2 separate regions of the Homo sapiens genome follow, and region 1 is linked to region 2. A link is a contact called in ENCODE Hi-C data. All regions are on one chromosome and are shown on one strand. Each heading gives the region's core, a stretch centred on a gene start or an enhancer-like site at or near the end of the contact. The rest is flanking DNA. Distances are from core to core; before and after follow the strand shown.

Region 1 (5,070 bases), core at 2,288-4,787, 370 kb before region 2:
ATAACAGACCTAAGAAGTAAACCCTCCTTTCCATAGGAAACTGATTTGGATCAACCTAGAGGGTTTTCACAGTAATAATTATTATAAGAAATGCACATTTGTAAATTTAATAAAGTGGTGACAGTTTGACACGTGTGTATGTGTTCATATATACACACATATGTATACACATATTTTTCTTTTCCCTTAAATTATTATTTTTTACTTCCTCTTTTCTCTTCAGGGACCCAAAAGCACAGCACACCAATGACTCTAGACTCAAGGTCAGTATTCCTTTCTGACAATTCCCAAACTTCTGAGCTTTCATTTTTGTGAAACAGGATATGCTATCCCTGGTTTATCTCAGAGCTCACAGTAACTTCCAAGAGCTACAAGAAACCTAGATAACAAGGGTCCTGAACTCTGATAAGCAGATTCTCAATGGCAAATGAAAATAATTATTCATACCCTGAGCAACTATGAAATCACCTGAAAATCTTATCAAAAGAAAAGGTTTTAACGCACTCTCAGCATCTCTTACATGTTATGGTGAGAGGGCACTAGGAAACAGGACCGTAGTCAGGAAAGAGGAAAAAGATACGACATCTTTTGTTTTTTCAGGTCTGTTAGAAATAGTTTCATGAGGGTCAAATTTCCAGTGAATACATGATTAAATGTAAACTTTCAACCTGTGCATATATTGGTAATTCAAATGGAACAAGAACTCCTGGTGTATTAGAAATACATTTGGAAAATGCACAAGACTCTGGAACTTGAACTAACCCCAAAGCAAAATCAATGTGTCTTAAATAACAAGTTAAACAGATAAGTTGAAGACCTCAATTCACCAACTCTGGTACCGATGCAAAATAAAAAAACAAACAACCCAAATTTTCTTTCAGGTCTTATTTCCGAGATCCTTTAAAGGACACTTCCACGAGGATTTGCTCAGTTTTCTCATCACTAAAATCAAGACACTACCACCTCCTGTACAGCCTTGACTGAAAGCATGTATGAAGTGCTTATGCTCAAGCCCTGTCCTCTTCAAATCACATCTGGCAAGATACAAGGATGTTTACAAGCCGTGCTGCCTAAAAATTTTCCTTTCCCTTCCTCAGCCTTCCTCCCCTTAAAATCTTGTCAGAAATATTACTCAGCTGAGTAAATTAAATAAATATCCTCTCCCAAAAGCTCCTGTTAGCACATCACCACGTTCATCAGAAAGAGGTAACAGGTTAATATCTTGGCATATTATCAGCCAGTAATCAATCCATGTTGATGGTGGGAAAGGTAGGGATGAAGGGATTAGCATGAATGACACAAGTGACAAATAGCAAAGGGTATTCAAAGGAGGCAACCAAGGTCATTTTCACATCCTTCATAACTGTATTATCATATGCCCTGCCTGTAACACAGCACTGAGCTAGAGAAGTTGGATGAGGAAGGAAGAAGATGAAGGACTGGTAAATGGCAACCCCAAGAGCAGGGCTAACTGAGGAAATTCCAGCCTGGCACAGCAGATCCAATGGACATGTGCTAGATACAAAGATTCACTGGTCACTTTTTCATGAGGTTAGCCTATCATTGGCTCTAAGACTTTTAACTCCCATTCTAATTTAGGGAAGGTTCATTTCTTCCTATTTAGAAGGATTCCCCACTTACTAAACTAGAACCAGTCCTATTCCAAGTTCATATAGTATAGTGGTTGAGTACTTGGGCTCTAAACTCTTCGAGATTTAGGTTTGAAACTTTATGGCATTTCCTAGTAGTGACACCTTAGACAGGTGACTTAAATTTCTTCAAGCCTCAGATTCCTCGCCTGAAAAGTGGGGACGTCTTTTAGGGCTGCTGTGAGAAAATGATGAGCTAGTGCAGGTAAATAGCTCAGCACAGCTCTAAGATTGCTAAGATTAGCTATCTCTATTATTGCTTTCATTGCTATTTTATAGCATTGTGTATTTTCCACATGATCAGTTAATAAATAATTGACTCTGGACCCAGAATTCAGCTAAGACCTACTCACTTCATTGACCTTGCTTATATAAGAAGTAGGCCAAACTCCTTGATTTCGTCCTAAGGTCAAATCAAATGTGAATTGGATCAGAGAGACAAAAGGTAATGAGTTTTCTGGGGCATCCATCCCAAGGCATCCATGCCCCAGTGAAAGGAAGTTCCAGTTCCAAATGATCAATTTACATTATCAAGAATCAAGCGATTCATGACAAGAATAACTCAAATGTGTCTGGAATACGTCTATTTTTATTCCTGTAACAGATTAATATTGATTCTAGCCTTTCCTTAAACTCATTAAAAAATTGTGTGCGGTTCCTGAGCATACACTGGCTAACTAGGCAGCCAAAATAAGGAGTTTGGGTGTATGCAAAAAGAGTAAGGGAAAGGATTAAGGATAATAGGTAATTCTTGATGTGGAGTATATTCATTAAGAAAATCAAGAGTTCACAGAGATCTATGTAAAACACTTGGAGTTCTTTGGCAGAAAAACAGTATTTAAAATATAAATGTAAAATATCATCACCATCATCCAAAACAGCTTGCAGTTTTCAAAGATAATCACTTGATCCCTACTGGACATTTCTTAAGGGATCTAAAAATGAGTACCGCAATAAGTCGGATATGTTCTTTTTAAACATGATCATCGTATTGTACACTTGATACTTATGCTGAGAGCTCAGATCTTCCTTTCCTAGTATAATTTTCATCTAAGCATTCCTTAGATACTTAGATCATTCTTAATGGAGATTGTGCATTATACCCTCTGTGGACACATAGAAATCTGGCTAATTGGACTGACTAGATTACAGTCGTTAATGAATTCCATTTCCTTCGTCTACGATACATGCTTAAGATATTTTTGTCACCTATTACGTAAATTTTTAAGATTGTAATCATTCATTGAAGCAGTGTTTATAGGCAAAAGTTTTTCATCACTCTTTTCAATAAATAAAATTCCTACAGAGTCATCCTTCAGTATCCATGGGCGATTGGTTCCAGGACCTCCGAGGATACCAAAATCCACAGATACTCAAGTCCTTTATATAAAATGGTGTAGTATTTGCATAAAACCTACACACATCCTTTCATACACTTTAACTCATCTCTAGATTACTTATAACACCTAATGCAATATAAATTATATGTAAATAGTTGTTATACTGTATTGTTTAGAAGAAAAGGCTATACATGTTTAGTCCAGGCACAATCATTCTTTTTTTTTTTTTTCCTGAATAGTTTTGATCCTCAGTTGGTTGAATCCATAGATGTGGAACCCATGGATAGAAGGGGCCGACTGCACTTTCAGGCTACATTTCTGTTCTTGTTGGTATAAAAACTGGGTATTTTGATAAAGTTTGAAATGAATCTGTAGCATGAATAGTTATCATTCAAATGCTACAGAAATCATAACTGAACACAAGCTTTGCAATAACGCATTCTGTTTCAGCCCCAGCATGCCCTTCAGAACGGCACAGCCTTTTACAAAAAACAGGTGAGGTGTACTCGGGAGGCTGAGGCAGGAGAATGGCGTGAACGCGGGAGGCGGAGCTTGCAGTGAGCCGGAGATCGCACCACTCCACTCCAGCCTGGGCGACAGAGCGAGACTCCGCCTCAAAAAAAAAAAAAAAAAAAAAAAAAATTACAGGTGAGGTGATGGAATATCTACTTGTCAAATCCTTATCTGAACATTTTTAAACAATTTTTATTTTAAAAGTATCTTGTTTCATATTAAATATTGTATCCCAGAAATCCTTTAATAAATTATTTCCTTTCTTGGCCAAAATAAGGTATCTAGCCAAGGACAATTTAGTACTGTCTCTTTAAGTGCCAAGAAGAGTACATAATTCTAATGTTTACTCTCCCCATATATTATACCTGTCAAAACTTTTTAAACTCTAATGAGTCAGCTTGCTGAAAATAAACTCCACACTTCTATTTGAAAGTATGAAACTAAACGCTGAGTGGGAAAAAGTTTACCCTCACTCCCAGTGTAAATCAGCACAGAGAGGAAGTAGAAAAGTACTCCAGCTATTTGCTATAGACACAAATATGCACTGACGGCTACTGCGCATGATCCACTCATGATGAATGTTCCTACCCCTAACATGAAAATGTTGGGAAAGGGAGGGGAAGAGAGAAGGACAGAAGAAGGATGATGTGTGCATACCCAAGATTAGCCATTTCCTCCCAGTACATACAAACAACAACAACAACAACAAAACACCTCCTTTCATTCTTAGAGATTTCTTGCCTCTTTGAGAGCAAATCCTGAATGACAGTGGACTCTGGGAAGGAGGGCTTTTCTCCTGTCCCCTCCATATCCTGGTGAAATCTCCTCCCTGCTGCAAAGCGGTGCTGTTACTGTTCGAGGGGCATAGCCCAGACACAGAAATCTGAAATTTCAAAAATGCGATAAAGCCCTAGCCCGGCAGCCCTGGGAGGCGAGCAGCTGCCGGGTGACCGCTGATGAAGTGGCTTCTTAAGGAGGTGGGCAGATTGATTCCAGCTGCTGAGCGCAGGGCAGGGCAGCCGCTCGGAATGCACAGCCCGGCTGAGACAAGACTCAGCAGCAGCTTCCCAGGCAAGGGCAAGGCCAAATATTAGGTCTGTTTGCAGTCCTGAGAAAAGGAAGGAAAATGCCACTGTTCCATCCAACAGGGACTTTCAAGGCAAGATGGGCCCAAAGGTGCCATGTACACAGTGTTAATTCGTAAGTGGAATGTCACTATGTCACTCAGGAAATCTGAAAGCTGTCTTCTGAGATGGCTGTTCAGAAGGTCCCACAATTCCTTAAGAGGAGTCCTTTCTGCCTGATTCCTGTTTTTCTCCCCACTCTGGCTCCCAGCTCCTGGTCTTCTTCTAATAACTCTGAACCGCTGCTCAGCCTCCCTGGCTCCCCATCCCATATAATCAATACACAAGAGGGACTCCAGAGGCAGACACGGAGGAGGTGCAGTGGGCCAGTGGCAGACACTAAGCGCCCTGGAGCTGACCTGGATGGGGACAGTGGAAAGGACATGCTCTTCAGAAGAGCTTGCCTCAAAAGTGAGAGAGCTAAACGGAGAGAGGGGGACTAGT
Region 2 (5,094 bases), core at 1,852-4,351:
TTCCTAGTTGTCTTGACAGCAACGTAATTCATGATATTCTGAGTACTTGAGAATCCAAAAATTTTACAATCCAACAATATGATGTTTATTAAAATTTTCCTAAGAAATACACTGGTAAGCAAGGCACAGTGGCTCATGCTTGTAATCTCAGCACTTTGGGAAGCGGAGGCCTGTGGATTACTTGAGCTCAGGGGTTCAAGGCCAGTTTGGGCAACATGATGAAACAGCCTCGGCCAAAAATAAAAAATTACCTGGGCATGGTGGCTTGCACCTGTGGTCTCAGATACTCAGGAGGCTGAGGGTGGAGGATCACTGGAGCCCTGTAAGTCAAGGCTGCAGGGAGCTGTGATGGTGCCACTGCACTCCAGCCTGGGTGACAGAGTGACTCTGAAGAAAAAGAAAGGGCACTGATAAAAATTCTTTAGGATTGGATGGACTAAAGAGGGAGAACTATTTTTATTCAATTTTTTTTTTTGGTTACAAATAATAGTGACTTAAGGACCATAACTAAATATAATTTCAAGGAGGGGCAACTCTTAGTGTCTCTTATAACCACTTCACACAGAATTTACTTTTACTGCTATGGTGATTTCTCTTTAGATTTCTTTCTGTATTTATTTACGCTTTTATTTTTTATGTATGGTGTATATATCTATGACTTTTTCTCTCTGATTTTATGAAACTGAAATTAAAGTGGAAATACTTCTATGCCCTGCTTTTTTCCATGTGCTATATATATATCATCCTAAAATTACACATGGAAAAAAATTTAAAAGGATTTTATTATGAAACATTTCAAACATATAGAAAATTTGAAAAAAAAAATTATGCCAGTACCTTAGACACACGATTTACATTCAAGAAGTATTAATATTTTGAAAAATTTAGTTATCTTTCATGTGGGGGTGGGGTGCATTTTAAAGTACATCAAAGACCAGATGCTTACTTGGACCTTTGTTTCAGGAAGTCCAGAGCTTACAGCATATTCTGGATAGCACTGGAGAGAAACCAACACGGGAGAGAAAGCAGCCAGCAGTTTTCTGGCACTCCCTTAGTTTGAAAAAATTTACATCACAAGAAAGCAAGCCTTCCTTTCACCTTTTAGGTGCAAACTGATAAACATAACCAGTAGGGCTACTATACTTCACAGAGCCTTGCTCCCAGTAGATACTCAAAACATGCAGTTGAACTGAATTTCAGTTGTTATTTTAAAGCCGTGCTTGAAAAGCGTATGTGACAAATGTACTTTCCTAATCTTCCTGAGAAGAGCAGTACTGTGTCTTACGGGCGAAAAAACCAGAGGAGCCAGGAGTGGAGGGTGCAATAAAACGCCTGCATTGGGGCAGATTGCCTCATTTTGAATCCCTGACTCCTCACTGTGCTTTGGGGAAAACTATGGAAATTTTCACTGCCTAGCTTATTAAAATGGACTGCTTAGCTGAAATATAGAGGCGTCCATGACAACTACCCGGAGGGCTTTGTTAATCATATTGCAGGACTCCACCCGCAGTTTCTGGTTCTGTAGGTCTAGGTGGGGCCGAAAACGTGCATTTCTAACAAATTCTAGGGTGATAGTGACGCGGCAGGTCCCGAGACAACAGGAAACCCAAGGGACTCGAGGCAGGCGCTCAATAAATATTCACTATGAACCTCAGCACCATCGAAGCGGCCCACCAGCAGGGGCCGCGGGGTATGCGCTGCAGGGAAGAGCACGGCCTCTGTCCAATGTCCCTGCCGGTACATCACTCCTCTGCAGGGACTAGGTTAGAACCGGGAGGCAGCCAGAGCAGCGCTCTCGCTGGATAACGGAAGAGGACTCCCTCGCCAACTTCCGCCTCTGGGGAAAAGCGGGGACCCTCCGCCACCTGAGTTCTGTTGTCTCGATTTCGCCGCAGTTTGCTTCTGGCCCGGGCGAGAACCTGTCCTCTGGGCAAGCCAGGGGTCGGTACAGGACTCCTATACCCCAAGGCGAGGCGGAGGCAGGTGCCGAGCGGTGGCCAGAGTCCGGCGCCCAAAGCCCGATGGGAGGGCGTGGCGGGGGAGGACGGTCCCGCCAGCTCCCAGGTCGGTTCCGAGCGCCCGCGGCCCGATGGCCGGGCGGAAGATGGCTGCCCGGAGCGCCGCGGACAGTCACGTGGTACGCCGGGCCCGTAGCCGCGCCCCTTCCCCCGCTCGCCAAGTCCCCGACCCCGCGGGAGGCACGGCCTCGGGCTGCCTGTAGGCCACCGAGGTGCGGCGCGGGCCGGCCAGGGACGGCGGGCATCGGGGCGGGAAGGCCAGCTCTCCCCGCTGTCCATCCTAACTTGGGCGCTGGGGCTTCGCTCGGGGAGCAGAGGAAAACCTTCCTTCAGGCGACTTGCACCACGTGGGGCTACTGGGCATGCGCGGGCTCCGACCCCGGCCTAGCCGCTCTCCGGGTTTTCGCCGCAGCTCGGAGGGGCGGCGGAAGGTGGGCCCCAGGCGGGGCGGGGCGGCTCTGACGCAGTCGGAGTTTTCACCTCGCGCGGTTAGAGCTCTTGCGCCTCCGTCGCGCTCCCAGGCGTCGCCAGAGGCTTTTTTTTTCTGTTGTGGGAGAAAGATGAGAGTCTATGGTTAGAGGTTTGAAAATGGGCCGAATAGTCAGGTCGGCCGTTTCCTAGGAATGATCCATTGGGCATTAATCCCAAGTGTCGCAGCCCTTGGGCTTGGTGGGAAAAAGAATCCAGTAGTAGTTCGCAAACTCGTGCCTGGCTTCCAGCAGGCTGAGTTTGCGTTCCCTGCTTTGTGACCAGCTCTAGCGGCTCCCGTCTCCGGCCCTGCCCCAAGGGATTTACCGTCCCAGATTGTAAAATCTGGCTCCCGCTAGGCCTTACTTAGTGGGCCCCTAAAAACGCTGGGGAAAGCGCCCGCCTCCTCAGTTTCCCATTACTTGAAAGTAAAATTCAAGGGGCCCAAACTGCGACTGTCCCTTGGTTCGGGGTCCCGCTCGGTCCCGGGAGGAGCCCCCCGCGGACCCCGCCCGGCCGGCCCGCCCCCCCGGCCGCAGTGAACACCCGGAGGAGCGGAGTCGCGTCGCGCGGGAAGCCGGGCCGGCTCGGGCAGCGGACTGGGCATGCTCGGCAGCCCGGGAGGCTCGCGGTGGCAAGTCGAAAGCGTTCGCACCAGCGGGGCAGCGGCTGCGGGCGGCAGGCGGCGGGCAGGTCGGGAGTGAGAAGGACCGGCCTGGGCTGACTGCTCTCCCCTCGCGCCTAGGGAGCCGGTCGGAGAGCGCGATTGGGGTGCGGAGCCCCGACGCTGCCCTGCCCCGGATTTCATTCCGCGGCGGGGGCTCCGCGAGCGGAATTCCGGCGGCTGCCGTGACTCCAGTGCAAGTGAGTCGTGGGGCAGGGACAGACAGCCGGCCTCACGGTTGCGGGGGCCGATCGGACACCTGTCTCGCGGGCCCGGCCTTATGCCGGGGAGCAGCGGGCGGGCTGCTCTGGGGCGAGGGGGCGTGAGCGCAGCCCGCGCGGTGCCGCGCGCGTACCTGGCGGGCAGTCCTCCAGAGCTGCTGCTCCCGTGGGTGGTCACAGCGGGGAGGTCCGGCGGCCGGGATCCGGGCTCGGAGGGGGCGGGCCGCCGGCGGGGCTCCCCGGCTAAGTTGGGGCGGGGAGGAAGGAGGAGGCGTCAGTGGGCACCTTTTCAGAGCTACTGCGTGCGGGCTGGAAGGCTGCCTGGTGTCGGATTGGGGCGATCGGGAGGCGGGGAGCCTTTGGGCAGTAGCCCGCCCGGGGTCCGGAGACCCCCACCCAGGGGCCGACTCCAATCACGGCTCCACCCCCACAGCCTAGGTGGCGGTGTGACAGTTGGTACCTTCGGTCCAGATCGCAGCCGGCCAGGCGCCCACTATTTCGGGATCCCCCCACCGTAGCCCCTCGATGCCCCCTGACGACAAAACAGGTGGGACCCCCCCTCCCCGAGGAGCGCTCCCCTTCTCTCCAGGCCGCGTAACAGCCCGCCAGGCTCGCGGGCGGCTCTGAGACCCCGCAGGGCTGCCCCCGCGGGGCGGGGACGTTTAGGGGCAAGGCCTGGAGGGGAATCGGCGCAGCCCAGAACTGGACAGTCTCTCCAGGACGCCGCTTTTCCGTGACAGAGGGGGTCTGCGCTATCCCCCAGCGACGTGTCAAGGGCAAAACAGCAGCAGCAGCGGCTGCCTCTCCCACCGTCTTAACCCGAACTCGGGCTTGTGGCGTCCTCCCGTGGGCCGGATAGAGTGCCCTAGTCCAGCTAACGGATTCAGCCTGGAGCGTTCTGGTGAATGCTGCTTTCCTCTTTGGTGCCGCGAAGTAGAAATCGGGATAAGGGTTGTCATGGCCGGAGGGAGCGAAGAGAATCCAGGCAGGTGCTTCTCAGATGTTTCTTTTCACCTTCAAACAGTACAGACTTCAGCGGTACACGCTTACGAAACCAAGTGAAGGCTGCTTTCTGAAAGGGAAGTTTATTTTCTATGTTCTGGGGCCTGTCGACTATTTTAGCTCCCTTGACATTTATCTTCCTGGACCTTTAAAGCTGTTTGGACAGGTTATTTTGCTTTTAGGTTTGGGGATGTTTCTAGTTGGCTCCCTGGATGTGGAAGTGGCGAATGTCTGATGTGCTGTGCTGTGAACTCCCCACGCTTCCTGGCACTGGGGGTTGAAACATTCAGGGGGGACTGAGTGGGCCGAAGGAGAGGAGTGGGACTGGTGACGTAGGAACGCGATGGGTGTTGCCTAGAGCTGCCCAGATGGAAAGGGGTTGGCGGCTGTTTTGGCCTGTGCAGAAGGGGAGAGGGCGGGGCGTTTCATTGGTCGGGGTGTGAAACGTCCACGGGCGAAGGCTGCGGGGGATGGGTGCCTGTCTGGTCAGTGCTCCAAGGGAAGCCCAGGGATGTTTGGTGATTCAGCAGGTGGCAGCCTTCCAGCTCTGAAGACATGCCGTGGCCAAGCAAAGAAGCAAGCAAGCAAGCAAGCAGCAGCCTGTGCCTGCTGTCGGAGGCGCCAGCTTTGGGGGAACCTCCAGGTGCTGCCTTCTGCCTGTGGCAGCTCACTTGTCTTATCTTGCTTCCTGTTTAGCTCTGGAGGCCCTGGTATTTCGAGT

The links. Hi-C counts contacts between places; a loop is a spot of excess contacts on that map. Pooled maps may share reads with other maps.
Region 1: a loop to region 2 is called in a map of gastrocnemius medialis, with 11 times the contacts of the local background. The contact joins the enhancer-like site here to the promoter of SGMS1 in region 2. A Hi-C loop is called at or near these places in 2 of 168 maps with a recorded cell type or tissue (chondrocyte and gastrocnemius medialis) and 7 of 50 pooled maps.

Annotation. Positions count from the first base shown.
Region 1 is chr10:50,992,963-50,998,032 of GRCh38, reverse strand. It overlaps a transcript of PRKG1 not described here. Among named protein-coding and RNA genes, the nearest start is that of PRKG1, 79 kb to the left of the region's middle. Within about 2 kb of position 3,537, at least 5 of the 41 ENCODE cell types and tissues checked have a DNase peak (open chromatin) inside an H3K27ac peak, as active enhancers do.
Region 2 is chr10:50,621,963-50,627,056 of GRCh38, reverse strand. It overlaps SGMS1 (sphingomyelin synthase 1), which reads left to right and starts at 3,101. Exons shown (of 11, transcript NM_147156.4): 1 at 3,101-3,350. SGMS1-AS1 (SGMS1 antisense RNA 1) reads right to left here and starts at 2,106. Exons shown (of 4, transcript NR_126411.1): 1 at 1,866-2,106; 2 at 252-387. RefSeq lists silencers at 1,934-2,563, 2,688-2,845, 2,894-3,153, 3,414-3,753 and enhancers at 2,704-3,232, 3,944-4,343, 4,894-5,053.